2 separate regions of the Homo sapiens genome follow, and region 1 is linked to region 2. A link is a loop called in an ENCODE intact Hi-C map of the cell type or tissue named here. Cell type or tissue: psoas muscle. All regions are shown on one strand. Each heading gives the region's core, and the rest is flanking DNA. Links, peaks and the distances in the headings are about the cores only.

Region 1 (2,815 bases), core at 268-2,767, 200 kb after region 2:
GAAGTCAAGTTTGGAACACTAAAGACCACTTTAAATTAGATGTGGTGGACTTATCTAAGATTTTGACTATATTATAGCAATGAATAACTCGGTGAAAATAATCAAGAACAACCAATTTTCCAGAAAGACATTAGCCAAGAGTGTGACTTCTTTTCTCAGATATACTTTCTGGAGGATCAGAAAGGGCAAGAACCTGACATTTGTATCATGCTATAATTGCATACATTCGTTCACCCATTTACCAAGCACATTTAAAGCACGACCTCTGTGCAAGACCCTGTGCTACGGGCATTGTGGACACAAAGGTGAGTTGAGTAGAAATCTGCTCAGAAATCTTACAACTGGTAGCTACTGTAAGCGTCAGTTTCCTTGTCTAAAAAAAGAGGACAATAATTCCTGCAATGGCCTGCATACTCATAAAATTGTTACAAAAATGAAATGAGAATAATATATGTAAAGTTCCTTTGTAAATTATAAGGGAACATTACTAAAAGCAGTTGAATAGTGAAGTGTTCAAAAAATTTAGATTCATATTGTTTCTATATACACTAAGAAATCATTTGACAATTTGTTTTTCTCTTTTCCCCTGTAATCATTAATTTATAATGACTCTAGATTGGAGTTAGATTATTTTTCTTAAGATTATTTTCATTTGTCTGAAAGCTTTAACTTTATCAAGTAAAATCTTGCTGATTAAGCACTAGACTTGTGGATGAACACATTTCATTTTCCTCTAGTCTTGGCTGTGCTTCATGTTCACTGGATAATTTAAGGTGATCCCACTGGATAATTTAAGGTGATCCTGGCACTTCAGCCTGGGTGACAGAGCAAAACTCTGTCTCAAAAAGAAAAAAAAAAACTGTGGGGTGGGGGGGAATGACTTTTGGATAATATAAAAATACTAAATAATATGCACAATGATTTAGAGAGGCCATTCGAGATAGAAGTGGGCTGCCCAAAAGGGTGATTAAGCCCTTAGTTCCTTTGGCTTGTTGGCTTCTCTTAGTCCATGTTTTGCTTTTTGCTGCCACCTGGTTCAGGGATAGTTCTTTCTATCACTACCAAGTACTCAGCCTGAAGTTGTGGGGCACGAAAAAAAGCAAGTTGGTGATAACGATTTCAAAAAGGCAATTTAAATATGTTTACCTCATTCTTGAAGTTCCTTCTTTGTTGTTGAATGGGTTTGCTTTTTCTAGTTTTCCTTCATCTTTTCTGCAACTCAACTCACTGCTTATATGTGCATGCCACCTAGTGACAAAAATTGGCCCTGCCTGCTTTTTAGGGAGATGAAGTGTTTTGTATCCACTGTTTAGGGGAAGGGAGACAGGTAGAGTAGATTACACACTGAGGAAACTTTAGAATGGGTCCCCTGGGCTAAGTGCGGTAGCTCACACCTATAATCCTAGAACTTTGGGAGGCTGAGGTGGGCAGATTGCTTGAGCCCAGGAGTTTGAGACCAGCCTGGGCAATATGGTGAAACCCCGTCTCTATAAAAAAATACAACAATTAGCCGGGTATGGTGGTAGGTGCCTATAGTTCCACCTACTCAGGAGGCTGAGGTGGGAGGATCACCTGAGCCCAGGGAGGTCGAGGCTGCAGTGAGCCAAGACCACGCCACTACACTCCAGCCTGGTAGACAGAATGAGAACCTGTCTCAAAAATAAATAAATAAGAATGGGTCCTCTAATGGGGCCAACGAGAGGCTCCCTGTGGTTGAACATGAAGACATAGACCTGGTAAATGCACAGCAAGTATTATTACATTTTTTTATTCCTGGACTCTCCTGCCACTCCTCAAGCTTCTCAATAAACTTCCATGTAAAAACAAAACAACAAAAAACAATAAAAGGCTTTGTTTCCCCCTCGACAAGGTGAGAAATCTTAAAAATAGGAGAGAAAGAGAGCAGGTAGATCTGGGAGGGTCTCTCTGGCATGCCTTTTGACCCCCTTGTCCCTCTTCTCCTGGGACCATTGTCTTTCTTATCGCATGTCTCCAGTCTGCCGAGGCCTTCCTCCATCCTGGCTCACCTTTGCTCTGTATTTAATTTTCAATGTGTCCTCTGCAGCCCCTGTTCTTTGCTGAGACTTTGCTAGATTCTCAATTTTATCATAGAATACTCCTACCACTTGAACTAAAAACCTAACTTTCTTATGAGGGAAATGTCAATGTAATTACACAAATATATCTGATAATCCATGATAATTCACAACCCTTTTGAGCAGACGCTGCTGTTTCTCTTCTCTTGTCTGAGGACCAAGAGGCAGGGTCGATGTGCTCCTAGCTACCCACTGCCTCATCCTCTTTTTCAAAAAGCCTTTTTTTGGCTGGGTGCGGTGGCTCATGCCTATAATCTCAGCACTTTGAGAAGCCAAGGCGGGTAGATCACCTGAGGTCAGGAGTTTGAGACTAGCCTGGCCAACATGGCGAAACCCTATCTCTACTAAAAATATAAAAATCAGCTGGGTGTGGTGGCGTGCGCCTGTAATCCCAGCTACTTGGGAGGCTGAGACAGGAGAATCGCTTGAACCCAGGAGGCGGAGGTTGCAGTGAGCTGAGATTGCACCACTGCACTCCAGCCTGAGCAACAGAGTGAGACTCTGTCACAAAAAAAAGAAAAAAGAAAAAAAAGGGCCTTTTTTCTTTTCAGGCTCACATGTTCAATCCACAAAGTTCTGTCTTTCTTATTAAAAATAACAATTGTAAAAAAGCAATATACACATTTGGTACAAATACAAATATCTGTGAAGGTATAAAATGAAAAGCAAAAATCTGTGCCTCTCTTCCCTATGCCGTCCTCATGCACCTTCCCTTACTT
Region 2 (2,815 bases), core at 78-2,577:
CCACAACCCAAGCACCAGGGATAGACTAGAAGCACAAAATCAGCCACCACTCACTGGGCAGCTCTTGTGCCAACACTGTCCTGCCACTCTACCTGTAAAGTCTCATTCAATACTCTAGGCAAAACAAGGAGGTTAGCCCTGGGTTATGGATGTAGACACTGAAGCCAAACAGCTTCCCCAAGACCAGCTATTAAGTGAGGGAGCCAAGTTTTTAATCCAGGTCTGTTTAACTCCAGAGATATTTCCCCAAACAAGCCACCTCCCCACTTGGTTGAGGCCAGCCAACACTGAGGTCCTTGAGGAGAAGGTGGAGTCCCTTTTACAGAACTCAGCGGATATCAACTAACCAAACATAACTTGTAAACAGTGTTCAGTTCTCTGTAAAGCCCTAATCCAATCCACTGCAGACCTACAGCCCAACAATGGGCTCTTGACCTGGTCACTTTGCTTCTGGGTCTATTTCGTCATCTGTGAAGTGAGAAGCCTGGGTTTAAATGGTTTCCAAGCTCAAGGGAGAGGCTAAGGGGAGGCTCCAGACACCCCTTGCCAGTTTCAACCACACAGCTTTGCTTTCCTCTGATTTGCATGTTGAAACTTCAGGTAAGATTTCCTGAAGGGATCCATAGCCAAAACATGTTTGAAGGCCACTGGGCTCGCTAACTTCTAAAAGCACCCCAGTTCTAGCAGACATCCTAAGGAACATTCCCAGGAAAATTCCAGCCTAGAACCTCCTGGGGTCTGACAACCTTAGAGAACAGTGCTGGCTTTGAATGGGCTTGGGGGCAGCCTCGAAACCCTCTTTCCAGTCTCCATGCAGGCAGGGGAGCTCCTTAAGCAACACATAGGACATTTCTGGGAGAAATGGGATCCCCAACACAATGAACACTATAGATTTTAATGGTCTATATGGTTAAATACACAAGGCCCCTCATTTCCAACCCCGCCTGTTCATCTGATTCATCTGTACAGTTTGTTATAAAAGATTCCCTCCCCAACATGGTAAAACCCCATCTCTAGAAAAATAAAAAAATAGTTGGGCATGGTGGTGCACACCTGTAGTCACAGCTACTCAGAAGGTTGAGGTGGGAGGATCGCTTGAGGCCAGGAATCTGAGGTTGCAATGAGCCATGACCATGCCACTGCACTCCAGCCTGGGCAACAGCAAGACCCTATCAAAAAAAAAAAAAAAAAAAAAATTCCCTCCCTGGAATTCTCAGGAATGGATCCCACTAAAGTTTTTAAACAAGCCCACCCACTGATTATGATGGCCATCTTGTGGAACCACTACAACAGATGGTAGCAATAGAGAAATTAAGAGGGTCAGCTTCCATCTCCCCTAGTGAAGACTTTAATAAAAGATTTTCCAAAAGCCAGGTGCTGTGGTGCATGCCTATAGTCCCAGCTACTCAGAAGGCTGAGGCAGGAGGATCCATCCCTTCAGCCCAGGAGTTCAAGACCCACCTGGGGAACAGCAAGACCTGCCCCATCGCTTAAAAAAATTTTTTTTCCAGAAAAAAAAGAGACTTCTAGGGACATTCCAACAACTCTCATAAACCATGGTAGCCAAGCATATGCCAAGTTCAGCAACCAAAACAACCTTCCTGTTGCAATCTGAATCCCACCATTAGATGGCAGGCACACATCAGACAACCTGACTATACAGCCTGTCCTACTTCGCAGCAGTTGCTTTGGGTTTAAATCAAGTTTCCTTCTCAGTAAAACTGGAGCATGACCACATTCCTTATATATTTCGCAGGACTGTTTTAAGGATAAAATGAAAAGTGTAACGAGAGCTGGAAAAGGTGAATATGAACATTACAATGCAAACTGGAAATTTCAGAAACAGAAGAGAAAGCACATGCCATTATAAAGAGAAATCTTGAGAACATCCACAACTACAATTATCTTGGGTGAAAAACTCCTGGGCTTTTCAGCATAGAATTCCACCATCACATGTGAGCTATTTAGGCAGAGGCCATGGTGGCTTTCCCTGGACCAGAACAGTCAGAATTCAGTGAACACTGCATTAAACCCTGCACTGTTTTCATTCTGGGCACCATGTCATAGGCACCATTGGATCTAGTCCATAGGCACCATTGGATCTAGACCAAACACACCCTAATATGAAAAGGCAATGCTAAGCGTGGATTTGACTGTATGAAAAGGGAGTGTGTATAAGGCACAACTTCATATTCTCCTGCCCCTCACCTCCATTCATTTAATTGAGAACATATATCTTGGTTTAGTCCTAACTCACATTTTTTTACTTGGTATTTTGTTATTTTAGTTCATGAAAAAATTATAAGCATATGTGTGTGTGTGTGTGTGTGTGTGTATACACACGCGCACACACACACACACACACACACACAATCCAAAATCTAGCAAGTAGCTTTACTTCATTCTGGGTTTAGGAAGTGATCTGATTACAGTCTGCTTTAAAATAGAAATCTAAAGGCTGGGCGCAGTGGCTCACGCCTGTAATCCCAGCACTTTGGGAGGCCGAGGCAGGTGGATCACGAGGTCAGGAGATTGAGACCATCCTGGCTAACATGGTGAAACCCCGTCTCTACTAAAAATACAAAAAAAAAAAATTAGCCAGGAGTCGTGGTGGGCGCTTGTAGTCCCAGCTACTTGGGAGGCTGAGGCAGGAGAATGGCGTGAGCCTGGGAGACAGAGTTTGCAGTGAGCCGAGATCGCGCCACTGCACTCCAGCCTGGGCAACAAAGCAAGACTCTGTCTCAAAAAAAAAAAAAAAAAGAAAGAAATCTAAACATCCCCCCAGCACCAAATAACAGAAATCCATCTCTGGTTC

What was found. Hi-C counts contacts between places; a loop is a spot of excess contacts. Peaks named below come from ENCODE experiments on the same cell type or tissue, not always from the same donor. Only the 100,000 strongest peaks of a DNase experiment are listed, where the experiment ranks them.
Region 1: a loop joins it to region 2, with 10 times the contacts of the local background. A loop is called at or near these places in 95 of 110 quality-filtered maps.

Annotation. Positions count from the first base shown.
Region 1 is chr1:165,716,520-165,719,334 of GRCh38, reverse strand. No RefSeq gene overlaps it. Among named protein-coding and RNA genes, the nearest start is that of ALDH9A1, 19 kb to the right of the region's middle. RefSeq lists an enhancer at 1,177-1,226. In psoas muscle, for the core only: a CTCF peak has its summit at 1,245 (motif pointing left); no DNase peak of the experiment used is centred there.
Region 2 is chr1:165,913,186-165,916,000 of GRCh38, reverse strand. No RefSeq gene overlaps it. Among named protein-coding and RNA genes, the nearest start is that of MIR3658, 6.7 kb to the right of the region's middle. In psoas muscle, for the core only: a CTCF peak has its summit at 1,624 (motif pointing right); no DNase peak of the experiment used is centred there; H3K27ac peaks cover 506 bases.